Regions from separate parts of the Homo sapiens genome. Here region 2 is linked to region 1. A link is an interaction called in ENCODE POLR2A ChIA-PET data of the cell type or tissue named here. Cell type or tissue: MCF 10A. All regions are shown on one strand. Links, peaks and the distances in the headings refer to the core of each region. The heading gives the core; the rest is flanking DNA.

Evidence for each region. ChIA-PET counts read pairs that join two places held together with the same protein. Peaks named below come from ENCODE experiments on the same cell type or tissue, not always from the same donor. Only the 100,000 strongest peaks of a DNase experiment are listed, where the experiment ranks them.
Region 2: POLR2A ChIA-PET joins it to region 1 with 6 read pairs; 2 of 35 experiments call an interaction of 5 or more read pairs at or near these places.

The regions. Positions count from the first base shown.
Region 1 is chr1:205,763,737-205,770,241 of GRCh38, forward strand. RAB29 (RAB29, member RAS oncogene family) reads right to left here. Exons shown (of 6, transcript NM_003929.3): 6 at 4,250-6,505. Among named protein-coding and RNA genes, the nearest start is that of RAB29, 8.5 kb to the right of the region's middle. In MCF 10A, for the core only: no CTCF peak of the experiment used is centred there; a DNase peak (open chromatin) is centred at 2,495.
Region 2 is chr1:206,123,460-206,128,860 of GRCh38, forward strand. AVPR1B-DT (AVPR1B divergent transcript) reads left to right here. Exons shown (of 3, transcript NR_186693.1): 3 at 3,031-3,346. It overlaps LOC105372869 (a long non-coding RNA gene), which reads right to left. Exons shown (of 3, transcript XR_922476.3): 3 at 2,747-2,947. Among named protein-coding and RNA genes, the nearest start is that of AVPR1B-DT, 8.4 kb to the left of the region's middle. In MCF 10A, for the core only: no CTCF peak of the experiment used is centred there; no DNase peak of the experiment used is centred there.

The DNA of each region.
Region 1 (6,505 bases), core at 1,265-3,764:
AAAAAAAAAAATCACAGTTTGCCACTTGCTAGCTGTTTCATCTTTGAGCAAAGTCTAAATTTTTTGTTCCTCAGTTTCCTCACATATTTATCTCATAGGGTCATTGTGAAAATAAAAATAATCCATGTGAAGTACTTAGGTGAGTACTTGGTTTATACCAAACACTCCGATTAACATTAGCTATTGGCCACAACAGTTGAAGCTGGAATGGCTGTCAAAAATCTCTGCACTTGCAAACAAAAAGCTGATATTCAAAATTAAATGACAGTCACTAAGGTGACATATCTTAGTAAGTGGAACTTGTCAATTAAACAGCTTGGGATATGTCTGCACTGCATGCTATTCTAACTGCACCTAATTTGGCCCCAAATTTAATTACATGCATGTCTCTATTTCACACATGAACATGTTCTCAAAAGATATCTAACACAAACCAAGAGTTTCAAAACCCAAAGGGCTCAGTTCTGTTTCTCTAAATGTCTGGGCTTATTTTCTAAAATAGGTTTTTCAGGCCAAATGTTTCCCAGAAACCTAAATGACAGAATGGAGACAGAGAATGAGAAGACTTGCAGTTATGCCTTGGCTGTATTACAAATTCAACCAGCTGCCTTTCAGTCAAATTTCAAGACATTTGTTCCCTGAAACACAGAATGGGAAGAATTGCTTACTTTCTTATTTCAAAGATAGTGTAAGAGGCATATACAACTCACAGATCTGAGGGACGAATTCTATACAAAATAAATCATAAAATACCTCTTTCCTCTTCCTATCTGCTTTCTTTATTCCCACTAACATATAGTTCTTAATCAGATGAACTTTAACTTGATTGCAAATTAAATTAGACTATAAAAAAAAGGAATCAAAACAGTACCCATCATGATGTGATGGTTAATTTTATGTGTCAACTTGACTGGACCACAGGGCGCCCAAATACTTGGCCAAGACATTATTTTGGGTGTTTCTGTGAGGGTGTTTTGGATGAGATTAACATTTAAATTGGCAGACTGAGTAAAGCGGATTGTTCTTCCCAATGTAGGTGGGCCTCATCCAATCAGTTGAAGGCCTCAGTAGAACAAAATACTACCTTCCCCCAAGTAAAAGAGAATTCTCCTTCCTGACAGGCTTTAAACTGGAACATTGACTTTTCCAGCCCACTAGACAACAGCTCTGCAGATTTTTTTTTTTTTTGAGACAGTGTCTCACTCTGTTACCCAGGCTGGAGTGCAGTGGCATGATTTTGGCTCACTGCAACCTCCGCCTCCCACGTTCAAGTGATTCTCCTGCCTCAGCCTGCCGAGTAGCTGGGACTACAGGCGCCCACCACCATGCCTGGCTAATTTTTGTATTTTCTAGTAGAGATGGGGTTTCATCATGTTGGCCAGGCTTATCTTGAACTCCCAACCTCAAAGGATCCGCTCGCCTCAGCCTCCCAAAGTGTTGGGACTACAGGCGTGAGCCACTGCACCCAGCCAAGCTCTGCAGATTTTGGATTTGCCAGCCTCCATAATTGTGTAAGCCAATTCCTTATAATAAATACACATATATTTATATATCTATATCTCCCTATATGTTTATTTCTATATATCTTTTACTTATAATATTTACCAATCTCTCTTATTGGTTCTGTTTCCCTGGAGAACTCTAATATAGAACAATAAATACCATTATACCAAAACTGCAGCTAAAACTTCAGAGAATTCAGGTCATGCTGGAAAACTAAAGGCAGGCAGGGTTTTTCTAACAACAAAGGTCATATATTCTGACTATATCCTGAAGTCTCTGGTATTTATGGCAGAATAAAAAAATATGTAGAAATATGGTGAAACCCTGTCTCTACAAAAAGTACAAAAATCAGCTGGGCGTGGGGGCATGAGCCTGTAGTCCCAGCTACTCATGAGGCCGAGGTGGGAAGGTTGGAGGATTGATTGAGTCTAGGAGGTTGAGGCTGTAGCAAGCCGAGATCGCACCACTACACTCCAGCCTGCGTGACAGAGTGAGACCCTATCTCAAAAAAAAAAAAAAAAAAAAAAAAAGACATAATGCAAGGCTGGGTGTGCGGTGGCTCATGCCTCCTATAATCCCAGCACTGTGGGAGGTAGAGGCAGGCAGATCACCTGAGCTCAGGAGTTCAAGACCAGCCTGGGCAACATGGTGAAACCCTGTCTTTATAAAAATACAAAAATTGGCCAGGTGTGGTGGCATGCGTGTATAGTCCCAGCTACTCGAGGCTGAGGTGGGAGGATGGCTTGCATCCAGAAGGTCAAGGCTGCAGTAAGCTGAGATTGTGCCACTGGACTGCAGTCCAGCTTCAGTGATAGAGTGAGACCCTGTCTCAAAACAAACAAACAAAACCCAACTCTCTCTATATATAATATATCATATATATAATTATATGTAGAATTCTTTCCAGAATACCTCATTTTCTAGTGACTTCCTGCCTATTCTAACCTGCAGCTTTGGGGGTTATTTGGCTTTAACAGATGAGTCACTTACACAGCTGAGGAAATCTTCCTATACACAGTGAACCAAGAAGGGTGGAGGGGAAGGCTGGGTGCAGTGGCTCATGCCTGTAATCCCAGCACTTCGGGAGGCTGAGGCAGGTGGATCACGAGGTCAAAGATCGAGACCATCCTGTCCCACATGGTGAAACCATGTCTCTACTGAAAATACAAAAATTAGCTGGGTGTGGCGGCAGGCGCCTGTAGTCCCAGCTACTCGGCAGGCTGAGGCAGGAGAATCGGTTGAACGTGGGAGGCGGAGGTTGCAGTGAGCTGAGATCGCACCACTGTACTCCAGCCTGGTGACAGAGCGAGACTCCATCTCAAACAAACAAACAAACAAACAAACAAACAAAAAGGTTGAAGGGGAAAAGTACATTGAGTTTAGTTTCCTTGGGCAATCTGGTTACTAGATTTTACAGAATTCCATGGAAATTTTTACATCCTCTAACCATGGCCTTAGCCACTGCCTACAAAAGTATCAGGCAAGACAGGCCTCACGTTAGATGAGATAGTATCCTGAGGACCGAAGAGAGACCACCTACAGAAAAAGTTAAATCTGGAGATAACAGGAAACAGTGAGGGACCCTACCTGGAGAAAGTGAATTAGGGAAACACCTTGGGGTAATTCTGGCGCAATAGTAGTGATAAAGCAGCAGACCATTCTTTACTGCTAAAGGGCCTTCCCTGACCTACAATCTCCTCTGCTCCACTTATTTGGTCACTCAGCTAAGTGACCAAATTTCTTCTGTTCAAAGAAGAAAGTCAGGGCAGACACTACCCCACAGCTGTGTTCTCAGCCCTCCCTTAGGGTTTCTGAGAACACTCTGGGGGAACTGTTTTCTTTTTTGACCAAAAGCCACCTGAGTGGTTGGAGAGGCATCTTGTCTCAAATGTAGGACCTCCTCTAGGGAGGGGCTACGATATCTACGTTCCAAACAATTTTGGACGCTACCTCTTTTGAATGCACCAAAGAGGTAGCATCCGAGTGATAAGACCTAATTATTTTTAGTAGCATCGCATTTCCATTCATGTAAATATTTTATTTTTCCTAATCATAATTGCTTTTCTCTTATGGATAGGGGCACGAAGAGGAATTAGGTATATTTCAGTTCCTTCTTTAATTAGTTTCAGGCCTATAATGTTCACCAGTTGGGAGAGAATATCCAGAAGGGCTGGCTGGCTGGCCAGCCTCTAACAATGCTTGAAAAGGCAGGTAAATCCTGAGTCAGCAAATGGGAAAAGCAAGCACATTCAGTTTTTCAAAAAGGTCACGTTTCCAAGTAGTATTTGGCATGTTCCATCAAGTACTGAATTGGTACTAGGCAGATGGATCTAAGCAATTGGTATTAGTAAGTTAACAGGTAAACAGAATAATATTTACCTTCATTTTAAAAGAAGGTATTTAACCACATTTCTCACTTGTAAGTGGGAGGTAAACATTGGGCACACACATAAAGATGGGAACAACAGACACTGGAGACTCCCAAAAGTGGGGAGAGAGGGAGTAAGCGTTGAAAAAGTGCCGACTGGGTGCTATGTTCACTACTTGGGAGACAGGCTAAGCAGAAACCCAAGCTTTAGCATCACACAATATATCCATGTAACAAACTTGCACACGTACCCCTTGAATTGAAAATTTAGAAAAAGGTATTTAAAAAATAAAGTCTCCATTTCCGCAATCCTCTTGAGCTATCAGTATAAAACAGCACTTTGACAAACTCACATTAAAGGCCAATAACCACCATGAATACAAGACTTAGTTCTCATTTATTTGTGATTTTGCAGGTGTTCAAACCAATGAATGAAAATCAATTATCTCTTCATATCAATGAAATTCACTATTTCACTATTATCTTCAGAATCATAGTGATCAAAACCCTACCTGAAAATGGTAATACAAAAGAGAACTATTAATACAAGGTTTCAGAAGACTGTGCAAGTTAAAATAATTGGCATTAAAACGACACACAACAAACCACCGAAGGTTTGGTCCCTTTTCTCTCTGATATGTGGCCTCTGATCTCTTTCTTAGGGCAGTGGTTTTCAACGTCTGTGTAGCAGAATCACCTGAAAAGCTAACAGAATATATAGAAACCCAGGATTTGTATTTGTATTTAAATGTAAATACAAAAGGTCTGGGTCTCTGTATCTTTACAAAGTTCTCCAGCAATGGTTTCCAAACCAGGCTTATCACAATCACCAGGGAAGCTCTGAAAACAACAACACATTCCTAGGCTTCATCCCTAGAAATTCTGATTCAGTAGGTTTGAGGTCGGGACCCAAAAATCTTTTTCTTTTTGTTTTTTTTTTTTGGAGATGGAGTTTCACTCTTGTTGCCCAGGCTGAAGCGCAATGGTGTGATCTCAGCTCACTGCAACCTCTAACTCCCAGGTTCAAGCGATTCTCCTGCCTCAGTCTCCCAAGTAGCTGGGATTACAGGTGCCCGCCACCACGCCCAGCTAATTTTTCTTATTTTTAGTAGAGACGGGGTTTCAGTATGTTGGCCAGGTTGATCTTGAACTCCTGACCTCAGGCGATCCACCTGCCTCAGCCTCCCAAAGTGCTGGGATTACAGGTGTGAGCCACCACGGCTGGCTCAGGACCCAAAAATCTTAAAACATTTTTAAAAAATTTTAACAAACTTCCCAGGTATTCCCGACCAGCCAGATTTGGGAACCACTGACTTAGGACACTTATTTAAGGTCTATCACAGAACTTCAGGCCTCAGAGTTTAGTAAGAATATCGATAACTTTGGGTAGGTTATAAATCACCATCCTAGAGATAATTTAACAAATTAAATGGTCTAGTAGTGATTTGATACTAAAAAGCCCTGCCCAATTTAGTACTTAAATTACCTAATGATTTTCTGTCTATCTACTTTCCTCCCCCAGGCTAGGACCTGCACATAATATGTTTCCTATGACTAAGTGCCTACGTGTTCACAAAGTTGCCCCAGTGGAGGTTGTTAACTTCTCTCTTTTCTTCTTCCATTCAGATTCCCAAAGCTGTGAGGAGCAGACCTATTTCGAAGCATCACAGCCAGCTGATGTCACTTGCAGTATTATGCATTAAGACATCAACCCAGAAACCTGCAAATGGGAGACACTAGGCAATCCTATCATGAGGATTAAGCTCTTTGTGGAAGAAAATGCTTTCATTGCATGAGATAGGTAGTTTAAAAATGACTATTCTTTTTTCTTTTTTTTTTGAGACGGAGTCCTTCTCTGTCACCCAGGCTGAAGTGCGGTGGCATGATCTCGGTTCACTGCAACCTCTGCCTCCCAGTCTCAAGCGATTCTCCCACCTCAGTCTCCAGAGTAGCTGGGATTACAGACACGTGCCATCACGCCTGGCTAATTTTTGTACTTTTAGTAGAGACGGGGTTTTGCCATGCTGACCAGGTTGGTCTCGAATTCCTGGCCTCATGTGATCCGCCTGCCTTGGCCTCCCCAAGTGCTGGGATTACAGGCATGAGCCACCATGCCCGGCCAAAAAACTTGACTATTCTTGATGCCAAGACAAGAGAAACTTAATTATGACGTTAGAAGTTTCAAAAATACAGTGACTTCTGGGACACTTCTAGTAGCCAAAAATCCACAGATGCCCAGACCCCCTCCTTCTGCATTCCAGAATCAGATGTTTACATTCCAAGACAGAAAGAATCTGAAACAACGGCCTACAAGAAATTTGGGAAATGACATTTGATCTCATTTTCCTCTCAATTGGAAGTCATGATATCAATGAATATCAAATGGAAAAATAAGCTCAGAAGTAGGTGAGAATTATGATCTCTAAAACGCAGGTGCTGATTTCTAATCCTTCTCATAAAATTCCGGATCACAAATTGAGGGCTGATGAGAAGATCTTACACCGAAGGCACTAACTGGCACTAATGTGAGCCAGCAACATGTGAAAGGCTAATCCAGGAGATGCAGAAATGCACATGGGTTCCAGGTGTCTTTTCTAAGTGACAATGGGCCTCCTTACTGGACAGTAGTCAGGA
Region 2 (5,401 bases), core at 1-2,500, 360 kb after region 1:
TAATTTTTTTTGTATTTTTAGTAGAGATGGAGTTTCACCATCTTGGCCAGGCTGGTCTTGAACTCCTGACCTCGTGATCCACCCGCCTCTGCCTCCCAAAGTGCTAGGATTACAGGCATGAGTCACCACGCCTGGCCAAATCATGGATTTAAACATATTTTATATGTTTGAGTCACTTATAGTTACTACTTTGATGCTCAAATTGTCCCGACTTTGGCAAATGGAGCTGATTTATGTTGGTACCTTAGTCCTTTTGTGTTGTTTTTTGTTTATCAATGAATATTTTCTTTAAAAATTTAGTGTATATATCTTTTTTTTTTTTTGAGACAGTCTCGCTCTGTCTCCCAGGCTGGAGTGCACTGGCATGATCTCGGCTCACTGCACCCTCCACCTCCTGGGTTCAAGCGATTCTCCTGCCTCAGCCTCCTGAGTACCTGAGATTACAGGTGCCCACCACCATGCCCCCGCTAATTTTTGTATTTTTAGTAGAGATAGGATTTCACCGTATTGGCCAGGCTGGTCTCGAGCTCCTGAACTCAAGTTGTCTTCCTGCCTCAGCCCCCTAGAGTGCTGGGATTACAGGCATGAGCCACCATGCCCAGCCCTAATGTATATGCCTTTTTAATTGAGAAACAATTCAATATACCATAAAAGTCACCATTTTAAATTGTACAGTTCAATGGGTTTTTTTGTTTGTTTGTTTGTTTGCGGGGGAGTCTCTTTCTGTCGCCCAGGCTAGAGTGCAGTGGCACAATCTCGGCTCACTGCCAGCTCCGCCTCCCAGGTTCACACCACTCTCCTGCCTCAGCCTCCCGAGTAGCTGGGACTACAGGTGCCTGCCACCACACCCGGCTAATTTTTTGTATTTTTAGTCATGTTAGCCAGGATGGTCTCAATCTCCTGACCTTGTGATCCGCCCCCTCAGCCTCCCAAAGTGCTGGGATTACAGGCGTGAGCCATCACGCCCGGCCAATGGTTTTTAGTATATTCAAAAAGTTGTGCAACTATCACCACCATCTAATTTCAGGATAACTGCCTTACCCGAAGAAGAAACCACATACCCATTAGCAGTCGCTACCCATTCCCCCTCCCACTCCCAGCTCCTGACAACTACCAATCTACTTTCTGTCTCTACAGATTTTCCTGTTCTGGGCGTTTCATGCAAATGAAATCATATAATATGTGGCCTTTTGTGACTGGCTTCTTTCACTTAGCAGAGTGTTTTCAAGGTTCATCCATATTTTAACATGTAGCAGTACTTCCTATCTATGGATAAATAATATTCCCTTGTATGGATATACCACATTTTATCTTTTATCAGTCAATAGACATTTGGGTTGTTTCCACCTTGGGCAGGTTACAAATAATGCTGCTAGTGAACATTCATGTGCAAGTTTTTGTGTGGACATACGTTGTTAATTTTGGGGGTATATACTTAGGAATGAAATTGCTGGGTTATACGATAACTCTGTTCACGTTTTTGAGGAACTGCCAAACTTTTTCAAAATTGGCTGTGCCATTTTATCCTGAGTCCTTTCTATAAAGTCTTAGCATTCTTTGATAGCTCTATTGCTTTCTGGCATGGCAAGACATTTTTGATGTAAGTGGCATACTGTATATTTTTTGTAATTCTTTTTTTCATTTAACATATCCTGCAGACTACTTCATGGGAGAATTCAGAGATGTTTCTCTTTCCTTTTTGCAGTTTTTTTAATACTCCAGTGTATGGAAGTACCATACTTTATTCATCCAGTCACCTTTGACAGGCATTCTGATTGTATCCAGTCTTGCTATTACAAATAGTGCTATAATAAATTGCCTCTTTCTATACATAGATAAATAGATCTATGTATAAAGATATATATGTATGTATGTTTTTTTTGTGTGTGTGTGTGTGTGTGTGTGTGTATCTTTTCATATTTCACTAGTATAATCTTTGTGTTAGGCGCCTAGAAGTGAGATTCCTGGGTTAAGGGTATATGCATAAACAATTCTGCTATATATTGCCAAATTATCCTCTGTAGGGATTGAACCAATTTGCATTATGACTGGGAATGCATGAGAGTGTCTGTTTTCCCAGTCTTGCCAACAGAGTATTCTTAAATTTTGGATTTTTGCCAATTTGATAAGTCTAAAATAGTATCTCAGTTTAGCTTTGATTTGAATGCCTTTTAAGTGAGGTTGGACATCTTTTCATAATGTTAAGGGCCATTTGCATTTCTTTTTCTAATAATTATTGATATCTCTAGCTGATTCTTCTGTGATTGCTGACCTTTTTAATTATCCTTTTTGAGAAACTTTATATACCATGGAAATTAACCTTTGTCTGACATTTAAGTTGCAAATATTTTTTCCCATTTTGTCACTGATCTTTTTACTTGACTTATGGTATTTCTTGATGTAGGTCATCATTTTAAATTCAATTTAGTAGATTTATTTGCTATTAACCTTGATATTTTTAAATAACAAATAGATACTGCCACTTCTTGATTTTTTAGTTTTAGGAATTTTCTACTCACCTTCCCTTTGGTAGATGAGAAGATAGTACCCTTCCAGCAAAGACTCACCACTCACATTGCACATTTTCAGAACCCCACCCTCCCAATATAGTAATGGGAACAGTGACTTGTGCGTCCTCATCTGAAACTGATGTCATAAGAACCAAAAGTTGGATCTTAAGGGAATAATAAAGAGTTTGTGAAGCTCCCTCTCAAAAATATAGTTAAAAATAAAAAACAAGGCACAATTTATCCTCAGATAATTTAATCAAATCTTTTAAAAAAGGATTTGCTTCCCTGGATTTGAATGTTGGTTTCTACATTATCAAGCAGTAGATGTAAGAGGCAGAGAAATCTAAATCCAAATTGTTAGGTGTCACTTCCATTGAAGAAGAAAGAAGTTCTGTTTTCATATGTTCAACTTGAACACCATGTTTTCAGGAACAGATCTATCATGAAAAATAAAATGTGTTTCTCAGAATACATATTTATCAATGTATCTTTATTTAACAATCTCCCATTTTTGCGAAAGGATGAATTCAAAATTCTTCTGGCATTATTACTTGCCAAAGAAGAGTGGGGACATGTGTCCCTCTTCTGCCATACTGTGACCTGGACAGAAGAAAGTGAATAACGACATTTTTCTCCCTGAAGCCTTCGGGAGCTTGGCCTGCAGAAGCCTCTTCTTGGTTAGGACTCAGAACCCTCTCAGAACATTGTGACCTGCCAGAGCTGGCATTGCACAGAGACCTTCCTGGGCAACCCTTGATTCACCGTCCCATAAATGTCCAGATGGAGGAAGTGGTCTGGGGAAGATGGACCATTACGAAGATTAATGCACCTTTTATAGCTAGGAGCAGCCCTTGATGTTGCCATTGCCTTCTGTTAGGTTGGTTTAACACTGAGTTTGATGGCCAGTAAACAGGTAAAAGGAATTGTATGAAGGACAGGAGGGTTAACCTGGCCAGTTTTGACTTCAGGGACTCCCAGAAAGTCTCCATTTGGCTCTTCTAATCATAAAATAACCTGTATAGTCACAAAATGTTGCAGTTGAAAGAGACTCATCTTTTGGTTCTGGCCAAGAGGCTGAGGACTATGGAAAGGACCTCAAAGATCATCAAGTCCCATTCTTTCATTTTCCAGAAGAAAGTCCAAACTGAAAGCCAAAGAGACAGGTGGAGTTCTTTTTTTTTTTTTTTTAAGACAGAGTTTCGCTCTTGTCTCCCAGGCTGGAGTGCAATGGTAGGATCTTGGCTCACCGCAACCTCCACCTCCCGGGTTCAAGCGATTCTTCTGCCTCAGCCTCCCGAGTAGCTGGGATTACAGGCATGCGCCACCACACCCAGCTAATTTTTGTATTTTTAGTAGAGACTGGGTTTCTCCGTGTTGGTCAGGCTGGTCTCGAATTCCCGACCTTAGTTGATCTGCCTGCCTCGGCCTCCCAAAGTGCTGGGATTACAAGCTTGAGACACCACGCCCAGCCTACAAATGGCATTCTTAACATGGCACAGAGCTGGTCTAGACTGGAGCAGGGGAGGGCCGGGACCTAAGTCTCTTTTTTCCCCTTCTGTGCACCGCTCCCTGAGGGCAGCAGTTCCTCATCCTGGTTGCACATTCAAATCTCCAGGACAAATTGTAAAATGCCTAAGCCTCACCCACAGTGATTCTGATTCGCTGCCTTAGGGCAAAACATTCAGCCCTGGAGCCAATAAAGCCAACTAAACTTCTACGATGGGCTGTGTAATAATTTGTATAGTATATGATTTGTGCTTTTATAGGGGCTTTTAGAGAGTAGATCAGAGAAATGACTCGAATAGTGGTAAGAATTTCAGTCGCCCCATCGGATCAGGGGCATATGTGTGTACAGTGGTTTTGGGAGGCTCTCAGGCCTGTGAGGGGATCTAGTGCCTAGGCATCCTGGCAGCCGGAAACACAGAGGAACTCTATAAAGGGCTTTCCCTCTCTAGTGCCTAGGCATCCTGGAATCTAGAGAGGGGTAGCTCTTTATAGAATAGGAACACTCTCCCTGGAAGCCCCTCGGCAGACCTCAGCTCCAAGGGGGAAGAGGCAGAGTTAGTACGAGATAGTTTCATTGGCAATGGGGCTGGAGTCTCCAGGGGTACGTACTTAGCTCTCTGACATGACTTCTTAGAAGAGGAGGCAATCTTACTATGCTCAAATAACACCACCCTTGACTCCTTTGGGAGAACAGTTGAAACTTTCAACTAGTTATTATCAGTTCATGAAAAAGTTTTAGTTTTTCTTTTAAGCTCGTTGTAGCTATCAGACCTCCAATAAGTTTCCTTAATGACCTGAGGGCAGTGATTCACAGACGATAGATGCATAGCATAGCTTTCTAGTTTCTGGGAAAGCTGGCCCCAGCCAACTTGTGAGCTTGACTGTTTGAGGCTGGGAGCCCTGTGGAGGGAGGGGTCCAGGGTGCAGGAGCAGGGAGGTGCACAGCTGCTGAGCCCAAGAGGTGGGAGGCTGGGGACGGCTGCTGAGTCCAGCTTCCTCCTATTCTTGTATTCAGTGCCAGAGCTTCCTTGATCCTCTAGAGAAGTAGAGTCTTAAGCAAGACTCATCATTAAGTTGGCTCAAGTACACGCCTGGTTCCTCTCCTTCAGCTACAACAAGAGGAGGGAGGTTTGGCTTCAGTGTCTTCCTAAACCTGCTTTCAGAGACCTGTGCTTCTTTTTTCCTTCTACTTCCTGCCCCACAACCTGCCCCGCCCCCCAATCCTGCCATGTTCCCAATATTCTCATGTGCATTCCCCCATAGCAAGTGTTACTGCTCAGGTTGGGTTGGTGGATGGGTAAGTGGCAGCCTGTGTTACAGACATCCTTCTTCATTTATCTTCCCATCAACACTTACCAATTCTGTGCCCACTGATGGTGGCAGAG